Regions from separate parts of the Homo sapiens genome. Here region 1 is linked to region 2. A link is a loop called in an ENCODE intact Hi-C map of the cell type or tissue named here. Cell type or tissue: heart right ventricle. All regions are shown on one strand. Each heading gives the region's core, and the rest is flanking DNA. Links, peaks and the distances in the headings are about the cores only.

The links. Peaks named below come from ENCODE experiments on the same cell type or tissue, not always from the same donor. Only the 100,000 strongest peaks of a DNase experiment are listed, where the experiment ranks them.
Region 1: it touches region 2 in a loop (1.9-fold over the local background); 12 of 110 quality-filtered maps call a loop at or near these places.

What each region holds. Positions count from the first base shown.
Region 1 is chr7:120,991,766-121,002,621 of GRCh38, forward strand. The region is part of intron 2 of CPED1 (cadherin like and PC-esterase domain containing 1); the gene reads left to right. Among named protein-coding and RNA genes, the nearest start is that of CPED1, 8.5 kb to the left of the region's middle. In heart right ventricle, for the core only: no CTCF peak of the experiment used is centred there; DNase peaks (open chromatin) are centred at 4,756 and 6,332; H3K4me3 peaks cover 1,191 bases; H3K27ac peaks cover 6,051 bases.
Region 2 is chr7:121,039,023-121,049,878 of GRCh38, forward strand. It overlaps CPED1 (cadherin like and PC-esterase domain containing 1), which reads left to right. Exons shown (of 23, transcript NM_024913.5): 4 at 7,865-7,971. Among named protein-coding and RNA genes, the nearest start is that of CPED1, 56 kb to the left of the region's middle. RefSeq lists an enhancer at 2,793-3,087 and a silencer at 2,793-3,087. In heart right ventricle, for the core only: no CTCF peak of the experiment used is centred there; no DNase peak of the experiment used is centred there; H3K27ac peaks cover 2,168 bases.

The DNA.
Region 1 (10,856 bases), core at 1,399-9,398, 48 kb before region 2:
GCCAAACACATGATGAATTTCGTTTAAAAATGATTCACAGTCTTAAGTATTTTAACTGTAAGCAAGATTCTAAATTTACAATTATAGTTCAGGAGCCCAGTGGATATGGAAAGTAGATTTCCAAACATTAGCCATGTCACTCCATTTTTAACCTATGCCAGCCCCTGGATTAAAGCCACTTTTTATTTGAGACAGAAAGGAAGTGAGAAAGAAAGTATCATACACATGTTAATTAAAACCAGATACAAATTAATTCTACTTATAGTATATGTTTTGAAAAAAGAGTCAAATCATACTCCAATTTAAATTATTAGATACTCTTTCAGATGGCTAAAATGAAGAGAGAAAGCTTTTGGGATCAATATATTGATCATTTTCTAAAGTAACTACTTGTGAAGTTCATTTAAAAAAACTGATTAGATGCTATATAGGTTTCCTGAAAACCTAGAATTAGCTTTGAGGCATTTTATAGAAGTAGCATTGTTTCTATCTGTAAATTTTGGATTTTGTTATTACTTTTATTTAGTCAAATCTTAGTCAAATCTTTGCTTTAAGTGTTTTTAAAAGTTACTTAAACCAGCTGATTTTGACCTAGGGTTCATGGATTCCAGAATGTATTTAGATGTATGAAATGTATACATCCATGACATTTTATGCAAAATACTGTAATGTAGGTGTATGTGAAGATCTTTGGGGGGAAAATTATAGATTTATGTCAGATATTCAGAACTAAAAACATGCTAAGAACCACTACAAATGCTTAACAACCAGTATGTTTACATGTTAAACTAACTGCCCCTCCAGGATGTGTAAACTGGATGTAGATTTAAAAACCTAAAATCAAAAAATCATAGTTAAAGACTTCAACTGAGCATATTAGAACAAGTGTTTCAGTGAATGTTTTAGTGTTTGCAGGGATAAATATTCAGAAACCAAAGTAAATACACAGAAGTAAAAACTTCTTGGATCAGAGTTTTTATTCATTGAATAAGTAATACATATTTCCCAGCCTTTTTTGTTGCAGTTGTATCTATGAGAAGACCTTTTGTACTTTGTCAGCCTCCTAATGGAGGGTTCTGTACTACCAAATATTTGATGGTGGGTGACTTTACCCTGCACACTTTTACACATGGGATCTGGTTCAATGTGTAAAGCTGTTTTCAATATGGATTGAAATCATGGTATAATATATGCCAACTTTCCATAGTGAGGAAGTACTCTCCCTCTTTCTTGCCAAACTTTAATTCATTTTTCCATTTGAATAATGCAAAGGGCTTGGCTAAGCAGATGTATTTTTGTCACTTCTTCTGAGTTTTCTCTCAACATCAGTAGTCTGAATATTGCCTGACAATCTGCCAAGTCTTAAAATTATTTCAATTTAATATATAAACACAGATGTGTTGTCTTCATCAAAGTAGGTCACTCAATAGATTTATCTATTTTATAGCATCTAACAGTTTAACATTTCATAGCACAGGAAGCACATTAAATTATAAACAGAAGCAATGAAAGAAAATCTCCTTAATATATGCTTCTTTAATGGAAACTTTGCTATTTGGGGAATACATTTATACTCACCATAGCCATGTGTTTCTGATTACCTCCTGTTGATGGCTCCAAAATGAGAACTACTATTTTGTTGACTGTTGCTTGACTATTCATTTCCCATGTCTTCTTGACCCTCCCTTCTCTTTAAATGACCATTCTATATGACATCTACTTTCTCAAGGATCAAAACATAGCCCAGTGCAAATAAGTGGATGTTCTCATTGAAAATGATCTAATTAATCTTGTTTGCATTTCTAATAGTAAATAGTATATTTAACATTTGAAAATTTCTAAAAAAATTCCTTACTTGGCCCAGGTTTTCTAGAAATAGAACTGGAGGCAAACACTTGCATGCTAACACTTTGTTGGAGAATGCAATCCCAGGGACACAAGAGTGAGGAAAGAACAGAGAAGGGAGAGCAAACAGAAGGGAGTACATTATTGCAAGTCATTTCTAGAGAGGCTTTCTTCAACGACCACGTCTCAGTACAGGTGCTGGACAAAAGGAGCAGAAAGAGCAAGCAATTTATCACCTGATCTCCTCTCCTGCCTTTTGTTGATTGGAGTCCCTCTCATGGTATTTGCAGGTTGAGTTTTTTGGCTTCTCAGGGCAGCCACTAGAGAAGCTCGCCCCTGGGTGGGGGTCGTCCTGCAGGTGCAAAGGTGAAGTGGACTCTCCTTTTCAATCAGTACTGTGAGTAGGAGCTTCCAGGTCTGTGCTTCAGAGACAGTGAAAACGCTGTCCTTAGTTTGATGACCACAACAATGGTGAGTAATGCCCACTAGAAAGGTAGATGAGGCAATGTGGCCTACTCACTACTGAGGCAGTAGTTTGATAACTTTGCTTTCTAGAAATCCACCAAAAATCCAGCAAAAAATGCTTGCACTCTTGGCAAGAGGCCTCTCTTCTTTTATATAAAAATGTTGTAATTATCTCACTGAGAATCCTTCTCTTTAACTAAAAAAAAATCCCCTACAGAACCTTGCTTCCTCTCTACCCTTTCTCCTCCCGATATCTTTCATTTATTCATTTTCATTCATTTAGTAAATATTTATTGGACAATTTGTATGTATTAGCCTCTTTATGAGATACAAGTTATATAGAAATAAAAGCTTCTGTGAGACAGACAAGTAAATTAACACGGTGATAGGAAACTGACAATTACAAGACTACTTTTTGAATGTTGAGAAGGAACTAGAGAGGGTAGAGAAAGAAAAAAGTATTACATGCAGATTAGCCTGCATATGCAAATAAGAAATGAAATAGCTGGATAGCCTGATACATTTGGAGAATTCAAAGTATTTGTTATACTGTGTGTGTGTGTGTGTGTGTGTGTGTGTGTGTGTTGTTGTTGTTGTTACTGATGGAAGCAGGAAGGCAAATACACAAAGTAGAAAAGTCAGCAGGGTCTAGATGTTGGAAATGTGCACATGATAAGGAGTCTGGATTCTATTCCAAAGGCAACAGAGAATCCCTGAAGAATGCTAAGCAAAGACTGGCATAAATACATAAGTGTATTAGAGAGAAAGTGAGAAAACACACATTGCAGAATGGACTGGAGTAGAATTGAAGGCAGGAAGACCAGTTGGTAGGCTGTTTCAAAATGCCTCTTCTTCGCCAAATCTTACTTTCCATGTGTGTTCTTGAACACCCCCTTTTCAACCTTTTTCAAAATTGGCTCCACAGTTACCCTCTATTACTTATAATATTGCCAATTCCAAATCTTTCCTCCTGCCAGCGAACATGTGTAGAACTAATAAAACAATAAGCTTTCTTTGTACCTGGCAATCTACCTAATATGATATGCTCCCTGTCTCTCTACTTCCCTTCAGAGAAACTGTAACTGGTTCTCTTTGCATGTACTTCCTTGTTACCTCTCCCGATTCCTTATCCTTTGCATTTGGTCATTTCTATTGAAACCTCTCTTGGTGAACCCCTTATTACCAAATCTAATGAGATCTATTTTCAGTCTACATCCTTCTTCTCTGAGGCATGTTCTGCTATTGGGAAGTGACTCTTTCTTGAAATTTCCTTTTCGAATTCCACAACACAACAAGGTTATTCTGAAAAACTTGTGGTCTCTTTTCGAGTTCATTTCCTCTCTCTGATGACACAGGTAGACATTTCCAACCTTAGGTCCTTGGATCTTTGCCTTGTTTTATACTTTTCCTTGATGAATGTATCAGTTTTGCCTATTGTTAATTTTCACCCTTGGCAGATGACATATCACCTACCTCTTCAAATTCCTGCTACCTTTTTCTAGAATATTATAAAATACTACAAAAATTTAAATAATTTATTTCACAAACCTCATGCCCAAATCAATGACTCCTCTTAACCTCCCTATTTCCATGAATAGGACCTGTCACCCAACCACCATTTTCCTAGATGCATAGTTTTTACACCTTTGATATTTCTTGCTTCTTCCCTGTACCTTGCTCCTCACCAAATCCATCTGGCCTGGCTCCTTACCAAATCTGAGGTCTGCCACTGAGCGACATGGCGAGCTCCAAATTAGAAAGACCACAACATTCTTCAGTTTTTTTTATTCTTCTTCCTCTTCTTCTTCTTCTTCTTCTTCTTCCTCTTCTTCTTCTTCTCCTTCTCCTCCTCCTTCTCCTCCTCCTTCTTCTCCTCCTCCTCCTCCTCCTCCTCCTTCTTCTTCTTCTTCTTCTTCAATAACTCTGGGAGTGGTGGCTCACATCTGTAATCCTAGCACTTTGGGAGGCTGAAGCAGGAGGATCACTTAAGTCCAGGAGTTCAAGACCAGCCTAGGCAAAATAGGGAGAGCCTATCTCCACAAAAAGTTAAAAAAAAATTAGCTGGGATTGATGGCATGTGCCTGGAGCCCCCCAGCTACTCGAGAGGCCAAGGTGGGAGGATTGCTTGAGCCAGGGATGTCAAGGCTGCAGTGACCTGTGATCATGCCTCTGCACTCCAGCCTAGGTGACAGAGCAAGCTCCTGTCTCAAAAAAAAAAGAAAAGGGAATTATCCTTAGAAATTTTTAATAGAGGTAAAAAAACCCCACATATTATAAAATTTAACCTCTTAACCATTTGTGAGTATACAGTTAAGTAGTATTAATCATATTTACATTGTTGTGCAAAGTCCAAAATATTCTTGCCTTGTTCACAGCCCTTATTCAGAAACATTAGTCTCAACCAGCTTGCATGTTGCTTCCTCTTCTCCTTGGCATCTGGCCCAGATCTGGATTTCCTCCTTGTGGTTTATATATTGCCTGTAGACATGGTGCTCCTTTTTTAGCTCTAACTTCTAATTTCTCTCTGGGACCATGCTGTGCATTTAGCCCTTTATTATACTATTATAATTTTAGTAAATATCACATGAGCACAGCCCTTATGGCTATGTAAAGTGGAATTTTCTCTAGTCCTCCAAATTAATTCAGATAAGAGTTCATCAGATTCCAAAATCTTAGCATCTATCTTCACAATCTCAATGCTGTGTCCTTGTTGTCACTAACCTAGACTCATTCAGTGGTTTAACCAGTTACCCCTCCATCTGCCTGCATATTCTAGGCAGTCTGTGCACAGGTCCCATTAATACCTCTGCTGAAAGCTTTCAGGAGTTGTAACGTTGAGCGCACTCAATTGAGTAGAAACCACACTGATCCTGGCATGTTCCAACATACTTTTCCAGCCTTATCTCTACCCTGTCTCTATGTGTAATCCATAATCCATAATCCACCCAACAGCCTGCCTATTTTCTAAACTCCCACATCTCTCCTTCTGTCAGGAGTCTCCTCCAGGGAGCCTGCTCTACTCAATACCTCTAGAAATCTTCATGATCATTCTTAAAGCTTTTGAGAACCTATGGAGTTTCACTTCCTTCATTATAGCAGCCCTTATCTCCATAAGTGGATGTGTGCTTAAACATCCCTAATAAAACTTATGTTTCATTGTAACTATTTATAAATGAAGGAACATTAGAATGTTAGAACTGCAAATAAGTTAGAGATGATTAAGTTCAACATCTTTCTTTTTTAAGTGAAGAGAAAGAAGGTCACAGAAAGAAAGTGGCTCTCTCAAAGTAACATAACAAGTTGATAGTGTGGACAGGACTGGACTGAGACCTATGTCCTTTCTATTTTATTATAGCCCCATATGCTAACTCCATTCATTGGTATTATGGGTTAAATTGTGTACCCCATCCCTGAAAAGATATGTTGAAGCCCTAAACTCCAGTACCTCAGAATGTGACCTTACTTGGAAATAGGGTTATCGCAGATATAATTAGTTAGGATGAGGTCACACTGGAGTAAGGTGGCCCCTAATCCAATATGACTGGTGTTATAGGAAGGCAGTAGATGGGGCGTGGTGGCTCACACCTGCAATCCCAGCACTTTGGAAGGCCAAGGTGGGTGGATCACCTGAGGTCAGGAGTTTGAGACCAGCCTGGCCAACATGGTGAAACCCTGTCTTTACTAAAAATACAAAAAACTAGCTGGGCATGGTGGCGGGCACCTGTAATTCCAGCTACTCAGTAGACTGAGACAAGAGAATCACTTGAACCCAGGAGGCAGAGGTTGCAGTGAGCTGAGATTGTGCCACTGCACTCCAGCCTGGGTAACAAGAGCAAAACTCGGTCTCGAAAAAAAATAAAATAAAATAAAATAAAATAAAATAAAATAAAATAAAATAAAATAAAAAATAAAAAGAAGAGGACAGCATAGGAAGACAGAGACACACAGGGAGAATGCCATGTAATGTTGAAGGCAGAGATTGGAGTCATGCAGCTGCACACTGAAGGACACCAAAGATTGCGGCAAACCCCCGGAAACTCGACAGTCAAGGAAGGATTCCACCACAAGTTTCAGAGGAACTGCTGACACTGTTATTTCAGGCTTCTAGCCTCCAGAATTACGAGATTTAGTAAGCAAGCTTCTCTTGTTTTAAACTATCCAGCTTCGAATACTTTGTTACAGCAGCTCTAGGAAACTAATAAATTTGGGAAGGCAGAATAGTTAAGTACATGAACACTGCATTCAAATTAATACCATTTATTAACTTGTTACCTTGGGCACATTTCTTGACCTCTCTAGGATTTAGTTTCCTTACCTGAATATGGATATATTATCACCAACTCCCCAGGCTAACATGATCCTTAAATGAGATAAATCACATGAAGCACTTAAAGTGTCTGGCAGATAGAAAGCACTCAATAAATATTAACTATGAAAATAATTATTATTTAATTTCCTTGAAGACTCCCTCCTCTCTGTGGACCCTATAGACCCTAACATTTGGCCTTCACAAAGTCAGTGAGCAATAAATAATTGCTGCAATCAACATAAGTCTTTGGATAAGAAATGTCTGAGATGAAAGCTTTGTTGAGTTTCTCTCTCTATCCCCCAGCCTCTAAGCTGTTGCCTTTTCACAGTAAAATGAATCTTTTGAAACAAAACCAAACTTAAGGAGGCTGATATATCACTCAACGTCAGACTTGCTTATTTATAGGCAAGTCTTCAGTTTTGTGGAATCCTTTTTTTTTTTTTTAAAGTCTGAGATGCTGAGATGAACAGCATGTTATAGCTGGGGATGGGGAGGAGTGAGTTCAGTGCAGATAGGAGGAAAGAGATTAAGATTTTGGACCCTGAGTAACATATCTATTCATTGGTTTATTGTCTTTCTACACAGAATATAAGCTCCTTCAGATCAAATGCTTTAGTTGATTGGCTTACTGCTACATCCCCAGTGTAAAAACAGCCTCTGATACATAGTGAGCATTGAATAAATATTCAGTCGATGAATGAATAAATAAATGAATGATGAATTTGAATTTGCCAACTCTAGAGCAGGGCAAGATATGAGAGGAACTCCTTCTCCCTCTTTTCTTTCTCTTGCTGAACTCAAAAGTCCTCCACTTCTCCTTTTTCCTGTACAAGTATCCCTTGATCTCTTTACTGTACTATCTCTTGGACTTCTGGCTAATGGTAATCATCATGCCACTTCTACATTAAAGTTGATTAATTATCTTTGATTAATTAACTATCATTGATTTCTCGTTATCATCAGCTCCTTTGTCTCATTGAAGTCCTTAGCCTATAAACATTCTCAAGTATCTACCATAATAATAATAAAAATAACATCCTTTCCTAATCATTGTGCCTTTCTAATTACATCTCTTCTTTCTTATCCTCATTGTCACCATCATCTAACCTCTATTTCTGTTAAGGAATTTCCATTTTTAACAGATTGATCCTACCTAAAATTGAGCCATTCCTTTTATAAATTTTTATATTGTAACTGGATTGGAAGATGTAGATTTTAAAATCTTGCTGATGGAATTTAAATACAGGAGTTTATGTATACGAGGCTCTCAAGAGATGTTATCAACACACTAACAGGTACGCAACTTCCATAGAATTAGTTAGGCTGCCTGATGAGCATTTAATGTTTGTGAATTTATCTGAGACAGTTGATTAGAGCGATGTTAAATTTTTATAATGAAATATGCATATGGGTGAAAAATTGCTCATACTGAGAGAACTTAAACAAATTCAAATTTGTTTACATTAGATACATTTTAATGAAGGCTTGATGAAGCTCAAATTTCAACAAGTTATATTAAATGTCATATGTATCAAAGAATTAATCATTTTATAAGTGTCATTCTCTCTTGTTTTTTCAGATAGTGGCAGGAACTTCTGCTTCTTTCTCCCTCTAAGCAATTCTGTTTCTTGTTTAAATGGAATTGAAAATTCATATAAGATAAACCCTCTGAAATGGAAAGCACTAAATACACTGACATTATAAAAAGGGCTTCCTGTTATCAACTCTGAGTCTGTGGCCTTTTGGGGTGAAAGGAATGTTTTGGTTTCGTTTTCCCCCTTGGCTTCCTTTAGATATTTTTTCCAAGGGATCTGTTCTCACTAAAAGAATGAGCTCATGTTCTAACATAGGATTTACGTTCTGTGGCAGAAACTACACCAAATTTGGAAATTTGCAAGGTAAACAGAACTTTGTCAACTTTTGCACTTTTTGGAGACTTGTTCAAAATGTAACATTAAGCATTTTGACTTACCACATATGGAGTTCGGAAAGAAACGTGACAATAAAAGACTGAGTCGGCCATGTATAAGGATCTTAAAAAATTTTATTCAACTTTCAATTAAATTCACTAATAGAGGCTAGGGGTATTTACGATCCAAAATAATAGATGGATTAAAATAATTATCAAGAAGAACACATGGATTTGGCAGTGCAGAATGGGCCTTATCATGTTCCTTGACATATAACTACCTTTGGTGTCCCTAACCTTTATCTGGGTGTTCTCAGTAGGAACCCCTACCGTTCATTTATAGTGCAGGCCAGTCAGAGTAACTTGGTAAGAGGGAAACTCTGTAACTCTGCATATGACTGTTGAGAATAGATCTTACAATCTTCAGCACAGCTTTCAATCTCAAGCCTGTTAAGTATATTGAATAAGAAGCCTAGCAGATCATGGGTATGTTGTGAAATACGTTGGTCCAAATTCCAGCTTTATCCTAGCTATAGGACAACTGGTAAATTTTATCTACATTTTTAAATCCTCAGTTCTCTTGTTGGAAAACGTAACTAACCCCTATTTGTGGGAACTGAATAAAAATCATATGTTTGAAAGCATCAAGCATGGTTGTTGGCCAGAGTCAATGTTCAATAAATATTATGTGTGTCCTTTCTTCCCCTGAGAAGCTGGGTTTAAGCTCTCATCTCAAAAACAAGCACTGGGTATATGTTACATTATATTTTCTTCAATAATGCATATGTAGCATGTATTTTTGATTGTCACCCTGTGTTTTCTTCGGTACATTTTGCTCAGGTAAATGTTTGAAGCTACTTGTCCACTTTCCTTTTTGGCACCTATAGATACAGTCAAATGCAAGCATATTCCACGGGGTTTCCAGGGATGTGTATAATACTTCCTCATCTGCTCAAGAAAGTCACTTTGACTGCCAGGAGTCAGAATGCAACATATCTTCCCTCATTTATTAAACATAAATTATTCATAAATTTTGATATTTTAGTTCTTTTCATAGCAAGTCTCTTGTAACATACATCACAGCTGATCTTGACAAATTGAAGCTGGTAATTGCTGACCTGAGCATATTTTGAGTATGCTTGAGAGAGGGATTTGGGGTAGCCAATCTAGGAAGAGTCAGGTGGAGCAAGAAGCCTGATGGTAATGTGTAACTATGGGAAGAAAATGGAATTTACTTAAAAAATAATATTGCTCCGGGGTCATAATATTTCTTATTTCTTTTGGCATAGGAAAAAGTAGGTGGCGTTAGGGTGGTGGTGCAGACTTCTAGAAACCACCAGAACAAACTGTTAAATTAGTTCATGTATCTGAAACAGATCCTGCCGTGACCCATTCAGCCTTTCCAAGAGAAAGGGAAATTACCTGGGACTGAAATGGGGAATCCCAGTTTCCATAATGAAGAGTTGAGTGACCATGGACAAGTGACTTCTTTGTGTTTTATTTTCCTAGTCTGTGGTCCAGGGATTGAAATGCCTGTCACAGAGGTGCTATGGGATCTAATTAGACACTTTAGCTGAGAGTACTTTGAAAAACATTGAGATTATAAAAGACAGAGGAATATATATTTTCATATCCAAAAGAATGATATCATTAAAATATTCTCATTGCATTTGGTGCCTCTTGGGAAAAGAAGACACACACACACATATATATATATAAAACACAAATGTGATTACTGGAAACACTCTTTTCATTAAAAATTTATAGTATAGTGTGCTATACAAATGCCAAGTTATAAAGTTATGTTTCAAAATGCCACTAGGAGTCCAAAATTGTGCTGCTACAATTGAGTTTCCTCTTGATGTTTCACTGTTTCTTTAATAAGCAATAGGAAGTATAATAGCATTCCAATAGCTACAGCCCTAAGCCTACTTCTTCCCTAGTGGAAAATCTAGTATTAATTTAGCCAAAGTGCACAAATGCTTCAGGAAAAATGGAACAGGAAATTAACTTTTCTATAGTAGTGAAGGAACTACCCGACCTTAGCAAAGCATCAATCAGAAAGCTGACTTTCATACTGAGCAGTAAACCTTCCCTACTGGACACACCCAGAGGGCAGAAGTGATTTTGAATGTTTCCCTTTACTCCCCTCTCTGTTATTATCTTTAAGAACTATCTTTTGTTTTTCTGAATAAACAGTGAAAACATTAATAACACATCTGAAACTCCCAATCATACAAGCTAAACCTACTTATCTAAGTATTTTAGAACTACATAAGCTATTTTAAAAGCAGATAGGTTTGAGGCAGAGTTAGTTTTCTTGTGGGG
Region 2 (10,856 bases), core at 2,374-10,373:
TCCATATTGAACTACTTGGAAAGGTGTCACCATGTGCCATTCACGCTAAAGTAGTAAGAACTTATGCTCTACCTCCTTGGAGGCAGAGTAGCTACGTAACTGTTTTGGAATTCTTCTGCATGAGAGATTTGTCTCTTCATCACTATGTATTTATTTATTCAGTCAGTTATTTGCACCATTATGGGCTCATGGATATTTATTTTCTACTTTAGCTTATAATTCAATATTACTCTATTTATTTAATTGCCCAGATTGCTCCAGCTCTAATCGTTGACTTCAGTGTGTCTTCGACGTACCTTTGTTGTTACTTTTTTGTTTGCTTGCTTGTTTGTTTTTGAGCACTTCTTACTTTCTGACACTGCAACAGTCTAAGCTTATCTTGTGTATTTCCTGCCCCAACCCTTAAAACAGTCATTCCTCCAACAACATGTTTCCTTTTATTGGAGAATGGTATTATAAACCAACATTTTGCACTGGGAGTTTTCTGATTTTTAAATTGTTGCAATGTTAATATCTTTTAAGGTGTTTCAAGCTGCTGAGCATTTCAGACATTTAGAAATTTCGTAAAATGCAGTAATGAGAGTGTTGTCCCAGACAGACAATAGTCTTGAAAGCAGTAAAAATGTAAGCACGCATACCCACACATGTATATAGTCAGTTACACTTCAAAAGAAAATGACATAAATGGCATGAACACCTTTTTAAAAAAATCATTTAAAAAAACTAGGAGGGAACTTTAGCAAGCCTTCTAAAGTGAACATTTCTTAAAGGATTTATTTCACAAAAGTAAACTCATTGATTTCCTTTTACACTTTTTTAAATGGCTAATTTCTTCACAACAAAAATCTTTTCTTTTGCAAAATTTAAGGATAATGTCACTTTCTTGAACCTATGAGTAGCTTAGAAAAATTTAGGGAGCTCAAAACTCATCACAGATACTATTATGTCTCATTGATCTTTACAACCTCTTGTTGGGCAGAAAGAGGGTAGACATTAGGACAGGAAAGCCTGATCCCTAGTATGGGTTTAGGCCATTCATGGAGAGAATGGTTTAGAATTTCTCTGTTGAGTAACATAACATTTTCATTAACCCTTAAAGGCTATGGAGCCAGAAGCATAGCAAGTAAACACCCATGACCAGCCACTTGAGGTGAAGAGACCAGATTTATTTAGATTTTGTAGCCATGTTGTATAGTTCATTCAGGATCTCAAGCTTCCGTACATACGATTTCTCTTAAATTTAATTCTGAAAATTAAAATAGTCAACCCAGTAAACATCTACTAAGTGTCTACTATAATCAGTGTTAGAAACAATAAGGTGACTGTTTCTTGTCCTTAAAGAACAATCATAGATAAAATTAATTATGGGTGCTGTGGTACTGTTCCATAGATCTCCTACATGAAGAGTGCAGAGTAAGGAATTGGTTAATGCAACTTGAGAAATTTGGGAAAAGATAGAGGAATTTGCAATGATTAACTTATATCCAACTAATCTTGTAGTGGAATCAAGTATAGACCCTAATTTATCATCAATAAGCTAAAAATGTACTCATGAACATAATACTATGCACTAATCCTGATAAAGGATGGATACAGGTAAATACTTTGTTATTTAATAGGGATTTTATAATTTAGTTGTGAAAAGAAGGGTAATACAAATGAACAGTGAACAGATAAAATATCCTCACATATTATATTATAAAGGAATATTATGAATTACTAAAAAATTAAACACCTTTAGTACTTCACCTTAAAGGAAAAAAACTCAGGAAATCATCCTTGTTGTATCCTTATGGAATATGATAGTTTAATATCGTGAATAAGTAAATGAGGCTTGGCTTTTGTAGCTTTGTATTCTAGAAGCTCTTGGACATGTTTTTTTCCAAACTATACTTTATAAATCTGTTCTGCCTCAAATTAATGTGTAAGTGTTTACAGAAAATTTCCAATATGTAAAGCACTGGAATCTCCCATTTGTTTGTATAATTTAAGCACAATGAATTATTAACTTTGTTCTTCTCATGTTTATTTCTCTTCTTTTATCCTTACCAGCTAAGAACCAAAATTATATTTATTTCCTCTTTAAAAAACTAATGTTTTTCTTACTATTATTCTATTTTTAACTTATAGAATAGAATTTCAATATACTTGCTTTTGATTTAATTATAATTGTTTGCTGTTCACATGCAGTTATTCACTGATTCACTCATTTATACATTTTATAAATATGTGGCAAATGCTTTACATTTCAGTCACTATTGTAGGTACTGAGAATTTAGCAGTAAACAAAATAGATATAGTCTCTGCCATCATGGAGCAGATTTTCAAATTGGGGGAACCATAATAAACAAATACAGAAAAATATATATATATATATAATCTGTGAGATGGTGGTAAACACTGTGGAGAAGAATAAAGCAGGAAGAGACTTAATATTCTTAGATTTTTATTACGTGTGCCAGAAAATTAAAGTTGTCCTTCCTTGAGAATAAACAGCATTTGATGCTAATATGAACGATGCTATCTCAGATTTCTCTGTTGTTCTCTGGATTAAATTACGGATCTTGCAGATGTTATCAGCGAAGGAGGTCATTTGTGAGCCAGGAAATGAGTGTTTGCTTTATGGCAGCCTGTCTATGAGAAACTGGAAATATTCTAAAGGCAGCTTCACTCCTTAGGGCAGATGCTTCATTTTAAAACCAAACAAAACAAAAACCTCTAAAAATTGCTCTTACTTTTAACATGAACAGATGTTAGCTGGTTTCTGAGAACACTTAGAGAAGGATAAAAACTATAGTCAGTGCCATTTTATATCTGAATTAATTGATCTGGACCCTGACGTCTCCTTCCAAAATTGTCTGAGAAGTTTTCATCTTTTCCAGAGATAACACTATGAAGGCATGATAGTGATTCGTGTTATCAGCAGCTTTGCTTCCATGTGTTTGGGAGGTGCCTGTAGGTTTTTCACATTCTGAGATGGGGACTGGAGCATCCACATCCTGTTTTCCTAGAATTATGCCCTATGACCTTTCTATTTAAGACCTTGGTAAGCCTGATCAGGAAGTTCTGGTTTCTCCGCAACAGGGAAAGAAATAATTTTAATTGTTAAAAAAAAAAAAAACTAAGAAAGTTTTAAGGATATATTTTCAAAAATAGGTAGAGGCCAAGTACATATTTCTAGTTCCTGAGTACCTGCGAGGTAAGTACTAGCTCCTTTTATATAGGAAGATTTAACTTTGATTACCAGTGGTATTGCCAATAGTATGATGGGGCACGATACTCAGGTGAGGGTCTAGGGATACCTGAGTTATACCTGCTGTAGTTATTTCTTCCTCTGAGCTTCCAAAGACAAACAGATGTACCAGACAGTGAGAGAGAAAGGCTAGAGCTGGATAATTTCTGTGTCTGTTTCCTCACTTGTAAAGCACATGTAATAACATGTAATAATTGTTTCTACTCCACAGGGTTGTTGGAAATATTACATAAATTAATACATGTAAGGCATCAATAGCTAAATTTCTTTGTTGCTTCCCTGTTTTCAAAGGAGATAATGGTGTAATGTTCAAGAACATGGCCACTAGAGCTAGTTGTTTGTATCCAAATTCTCTTCCCACCACTAACTGGAACGGCGAAGTTGGGCAAGTTATTTAACCTTTCTGTGCCTGTAAAAAATAGAATAATCATATCAAATAGATTGTTGTATAGGATAAATGAGATAATACAAATATGTGGAACAATATTTGGCACATTGTAAGTTCTGAAGAACTATTAGCTGTTCACATCATTGTTACTACTACTTCTACTACTAATTTATTTGTAGTGGCTTTGGCCCCCAAATCCTAATGCAGTATTCTAAAGAGCAAGGCTAAATCATATAGAGTTGTCCTTTTCCCCATGCAAGGAGAACCTAAGAAGTCACCACCCAAATTGACCAGGGGCTTTGCCTGTTTTCAGCTAACACAAATCTGATGTCTTAGCACTTCTTACTCTAACGTCAACCTTCTCAGTGCAGAAAAGGCACATCGAGAAAGACATAAACAATGAGCATTTACTCCAGTGCTTAGAAAGAGCCTGTCCTAGGCCATTTACAAGTATGGCAACAGCCTTGAGACAGGCTCAACATGGAAAAAAGTGTAACGAGAGAGTGTGAATGAAAAAGAGATGAGGCAAGGCCCAGGTAGGAGCAGATTCTGGGCCACTTTTGCACTCCAACTGGGAAGAAGAGATGGAAGGAAAAAAAAGATGATCAGAGACCACTCTTGATTTTTCCAGGCTCTGAAAGGAAGGAACCCTAAGAGGCTAAGTTGCAGCCCTTGCCACCTTTAATGTAACCAACAAAATGTCCTTGGAATTGAATGACCTTCCCCAATCTTATGGAATAGCATGATAAATATAGAGATCAAAGGGTATATTCAAACATCCCTCTAGGGCCAATTAACTAAATAGCAGTTTACCTAATGTTATCTTAATAAAACCAATTTATCTAATGAACAACTCTAATTCATTAAAAGCTAATACATGGAACATCAATTTGTCAAATGGCCAACTCATGGAAACCTGGAACACTCTATTTTATGCCAGGTCTAGGATGGTGTGCTGCTACCAGAGACAGAGCCCAAGCAGAGTTAGGGCCAGGTGTGGGGGTAAGAGACCATGGCAAACTGGAGAACATGTGGGAAGTGGCTCCAGCCAGTCACTGCCTTGTAGGATATGGACCCAGTGTTACCAGAGCTTCCAAGTTTTCAAATAAAGGCTGAAATTGGAATTTTCTATGTGAATTGTGCTGACATTTGCATTTTGGCAAATACTTAAAACAAAAACAAAACAAACGCTGTGCAGGCCAAATGTATCCCGTCTGAGGGCTTGACTTGCCTGTGTGCTTTTAGTTTGCAATCTCTGCTGGAGACCTTGGGCATTTGCCTCCTAAATGCTCATGCTTTCAGCTGTGAAATTTGGCTCCAAAGCCCCGCAATATATAGTAATTTGTAATTGTGCTGAGGTACAAATTTGTATCCCAAATGCTCCAACGCTAACTTCTCAATGTGATTTACTTAGCTAGTGAAAGCACTTTGATCTCTGCCCAGTTTCTACATTTCAATGTGGCTTTAGGGTTTCTTTAACTAAATTTTAATACATAGTAGCTCTCATGAAACAAGTGAAACTTCATTAAAAAAAGAAAAAGGGCTTTGGAAAGCAGGAGAGGGAGCTGACTTCTAATGTTGGAAATAGAAATGAAGACAAAGTGAAAAGGTCTACTAAATGTTTAACTAGGAAATAGCTTTGGGGACATTGAAGTGGGATTCAATGCGGGTAACAGTGGGAGTTTTGAGAGGAAACAATCGGCATTTTTAGACCGTGCTAGCAAGCATTTGGGAAGAAGGTGTATGAAGATATTACTTGAAATTTCAGTTACACTTTACTTCATTTTAAGAGGAGATTTGTGGACTATACAGTATTTTTAAATTATTAATTTAAAATATTAATTAAATATCTTTGAGGGATGAGGTGGTCACCCTTATGAATGGCAAAAAGCTGTGTAATGCTTTGTAAGTTATCTTACTTTCTCCTACTTTGTTTTTAATGTTTAGACCCCTCAAAGAGATTGCTGAGAGCAGTGACTTTCTGCTCTTTTTTTTTTTTTTTTTTTGCTATTTACTTTCATACTTTGAGTACAATGTTCTGTTCACAGAAGGTTCTTTATAAATTCAATGCTTTGAATTATTTAAATGTGTCTTCCCATTTTAAACATTTATAGCTTAAATATATATTTCTATCAACTCTAGAATTTATGCATGTGCCTTGAATAGTGAAGAAGGGTACGCTTTAGACGTAGAGGAATATAAAACTTACTCTGAGACCAAAACACTGCAGGTCATGATTTGAAATCCCTCTGTGCATATCCTTATCTTCTTAAAATATTTAGTTGGGAATCATATGACAGGAGGTTTCTTCTAGGGTTCTAGTATTTCCTGGGCTAGAAATGATATAGAATGAAACAGTCTTTGTGTTTTGCTTTGAATCCAAATCAAAAAGTTTGGGATGAAAAAGCCAGGTGCACTTTTAAAATAAAGTATTGGATTCATCATATAGTATTTGGTTTTGTCTATAGGAATCTATGGGAACTTTTCTTGAAAGTGAGAGTGTATGGAGCAGGGTAGATCTTACAAGCCTAAGGCCTGATGGTTGCTGCACGATGAGATTTCTCTCATCCCCAAATCAACTGCTGCACCTCTCCTTGCTCCTTTGCCTTATTGTGCTGTCTTCCAGCATCTTGAGATACATCAAGCAAACAGAGAAGTTCTAGGATAAGAGCTTGAGTTCAATTGCCTGGATTCCTTGTTTGGCAGACAGGTTTCCCTTCCAACAACAGGACAATTAAAAACAGAGGAACCAGTAGCCCAGACAACACAAGATTTGTGAAACTGAAAATGACTTGATTGGTGGGGAGTGAAATTTCATTTCTAATTTTCATAGATCCCTCTTCCTTATTAATACTTTTCTCATAAAGCCTTTCTTTGGAAATATTATGCTTGTCAAGTGAGAAATTCTTTTGAAAAATTTGAAAAGCGAGGTATTTAAAGAAGTTGGTTACTTTGTAGCCTTTTAGAAGCTACTAGACCTAATGCAGGAGATGACTGGTGAGGTCTGGCATAAATAATTACTCAGAATATTTATCTCAGGACTGATCAACAAAAGAGAGAATGTATACAGAAATTGTTTGTTTTTTAAATTGGATTTTCATCCAAAATGAGGACTATTTCCTAAGTAATACCAATTCATTTAGACATTACCCAGAGGGGTTTTTTCCTGGTTATTTTTGAGATACCTATTTCTATATTATCTTTGAATAACATTAAAAATTGAAATACATTTCTTCTGTTGCTTTTATTGTTGTTTTTTCTCCATGAGGTAATGTGTTTACCATGCTCTCAAGGGGTAGTTATTCATGCATTAGTCAAGAAATATTTTTAAAGCACCAATTATATGTAGGGCATGTGATCTATATCTATATGTAGATATAGATATATAGATATATAGCAATATATATAAATCAAAGTGAATAAAGAAAAATAAACCCATGTATACACACAAATGTTAATTTTAAAATGTTTAGAGATTAGGCAAGAATGTACCCTTCTGAGATTATTTTGGCAAGTTACTATGATTTATTGGCAAATAGCTTCGTCCTTGGTGAAATAGCTGAAATATCATTTGCTTTCGTCTGTGTTATACTCCATAGTTTGAACTGAACTCTGCTATGTATAACTATATTACAAATTTCTTTTATGCAAAATCTGTCGTTTTTATTTTCATTGAATTTAATTTTCTCTCTATTACAACACTTTCTTTTATGGAACATCACAAAAGTAAATTTGATGTTTGACGAGTAAATCTATGAAAAACAGTGGGAAGACCTAAGCCCAGAACAAAATATTTGATGTTTTCACTTCTTATCATTATTTGACTTCACAGCTTTCTTCTATCTTAAAAGATTTTATTATTTTTTCTCCCAAATCTACAAAAAAAGACTTTATTAATTTTTAAAATAAGTGATTTAAGGTATTCTAATTTCAATCTTTTAAATGAATTTTATAATGTCTTTTAAATGAATTTTATAATATGTATAATATAGACAATTACATTTTCTATAGAATAAAATACTAAATATAAAAATACTAGAAATTCCAAAATTTAAAAAGTTGAATTTTAGTTATTTTACTGACATTTTGTCTTAAGTATATTTGAGATCATTTACTTGTGTTTCAGAATTTAAATAATTACATTTTTTAATCTGAAGAATTAAATATTGCTTTTAAAATATCTGATGAAAACTTATTTGTTTTGAATATTCTTTTGCTTTTAGGTGATCTGGGCTCTTGGGATCTGCTCATTTGCCTGTCTTCTAAGAAAGCAGAAGGAACACCCTGTATATCCAAGGAAGTCATGTGCCAGTTAGGTTTACATCAAAAGGTAAATACTCTCAAGATGTGCACAGATTTTATCAGCCCTACAGATATTAACACTGGCATTTCCTGGTCTATAATGTTTAAGAGTCTTAAAGAATTAGAGTCATTGTATCTATGGAGAATCTTCCAACTGGCCATGCCTTATATACTTTACCATAAAATAGTCACCACTTTTTGTTTGATAAGATCTCCCTCAGCTTCAGCTGCTGCAGATATTGTTGTTTTACTTAGTAAGACCCAACTTTATCTAGAAGTCTGCAGCCTATGAAGTGTTGCTTAATCTGACCACTTGTTCACCGAAGTGGTAAAGTCTTTATTTTTTAGATGCCTTTTCTAATTTTTTTTCTAACTTAAGTTGGTATCATAAGTTACAATAAAATTTATAAAATTTCTAATTACATTTTAAAATTGACATTTAGTACTTACTCTTTATATCGTGTGAACTTTTGTAAATGGTTTTAGAAAACTTAACTAAAAAAATCCAATGTTTACCATGTGCTAATCACTGTGCTGGAAAATTTACATATTGTTGATACCTATAACGAATCTGTACGAAAAGTGACAAATCCAATAGCTCTTATACAGTCCCTAACTGGAGATGGAGTATTGTACCCAGATCACTTGATATTCCTACAATTCGCCATCTAGATAGCACCTTTCTTCTTCTTCTTCTTCTTCTTCTTCTTCTTCTTCTTCTTCTTCTTCTTCTTCTTCTTCTTCTTCTTCTTTTTTTTTTTTTGAGACGTAATCTTGCTCCATCGCCCAGGCTGGAGTGCAGTGGCGCGATCTCGGCTTACTGCAAGCTCCGCCTCCTGGGTTCACGCCATTCTCCTGCCTCAGCCTCCGGTGGTAGCGGGCGCCCGTAGTCCCACGCCCGGCTAATTTTTTTGCATTTTTTAGTGGAGATGGGGTTTCACCGTGTTAGCCAGGATGGTCTCGATTTCCTGACTTCGCGATCCGCCCGCTTCGGCCTCCCAAACTGCTGGGGATAACTCCTTTCTTCTAACTCTTCACTTTTTTGGCATTTGGGCTGAGCACACGCTTTTGTGACTCCATGTACATTTCTGGCCATTCCTCCTCTGTTTTCTTTACAACCAACTTTTCTCTGCCCATTCTTTGAATCCCTGTGTTCCCTAACTCCAATCCTGAAATTTCAACAACCATTTGTAGTTGAGATTCCGAAATCTACCTAGGTACAGAGCACGTTTCCAGGCTTCAGGCTTGAATATGCAACAGGCTGCTGAACATCTGCACCTGGATGTCCCACAGACATATCAAACTCAACCTGGCGAAAACTGACTCATTCTTTTCCTCAGTAAATTCTCTCCTGCTCTTGTGTTCAGAAGCTTCAGCGCTTCTGTTTCGTTTGTTGTAAGCAGAATCACCCAGTCTGTCATCTCCCAAGATAGAAATTACCCACTTTGTCATCTCCTAAGATAGAAGGGCCATCACCCTTGAGCCCTTCCTTCCTCTTCCTTGGCATTGACCTTCTATTAATTGCCAATACTACTGAATTTAACCTCTTAACGTTTTTTTTTCTTCTGTTCTTGTTTTTGTTTTGTTTTTTTGAGACAAAGTCTCCCTCTGACACCCAGGCTGGGGTGCAATGGCGTGATCTCACCTCACTGCAACCTCTGCCTCCCAGGTTCAAGCAATTATTGGGCCTCAGCCACCAAGTAGCTGGGATTACACATGTGTACCACCACGCCTGGCTAATTTTTATATTTTTAGTAGAGACGGGGTTTTGCTGTGTTGACCAGGCTGGTCTTGAACTCCTGGCCTCATGTGATCTACCTGCCTCGGCCTCCCAAAGTTCTGGGATTACAGGCCTAAGCCACCATGCCAGGCCTATCTCTAAACATTTCTCACATCTGTCATCTATTCTCTGTATTTACTACCTTTATTCTGGTCAGATAATCATCATCTCTTACCTGGTTTATTGCTAAATCTTGCTCAATGGTTTTTCTGAAGCAAATATTTTACCCCTGAAATCTATCCTACTCACAGTTTTGAGATGAAAAATATAAAATGGTGAACTAGCCTTTTTACATCTATGCTTACAATCTTGAATGGCTTCTCATCAACCCTAGAATAAAGTCTTAATATTTGCTTTGTATTAGGCTTCCAGGAAGAATCAAATGCCATACTCATAAAGATGTATCTGAAGACAAACTAATAAAGAAACTATTTACAGAGGTTTTGGCAGGGAAAAAGAAACTAAAAGGCCTAGTGAGGCACTTGGGAACTAGCAACATTATAAAAGTTTCACTACACTGGGTCGTAAGAGGGATGTGTAGAAGGAAGGGCATAGCTAGAATCCAATGAGAGCTGCAACCAAGAAGGAGGTGTCCTTGGAAAGGTGTGGTAAACTTAGGGGAGTGTAGCTTTTGCCATATCACAGACCTGCAGAGAGGGAGCCTTGGGGATAAACACCCCACCTCTCTCTACTGCTACCCTCCAATCTCTTGCCAGTGCCTCCCATTGGTCCGAGCTAACTGCTGGTCAAAGGGCAAGAGATTCTCTGTGATGCCACCCACAAACGTCAGCCTCCTGGGGGACAGAGCAGGTGGCAGAGACCTGGAGGGCCAAGTGGTGAATATTTAGCACAATAAGCTATTCAAGGTTTTTTGTGAGTGGCTTTTGCCTAACAATACCCTTTTCTTATCTGTTTCTAACTGGGTGTCATGCTGCAAGTGATATGAAACTGCTTACTGTTCCCTAAATGCCTGTGCTGTTTTGTCACATACCTTTATTCTTACTGTTTTGTCTGCCTGGAATGCTCTTTCTCAGTCCTCTTTGCCTCAGTGATTTTCAACCAGGGAAAGATTCTGTCTCTTCTAGTAATATTTGGCGATGTCTAGAGATAGTTTTGGTTTTGTCACATCTGGG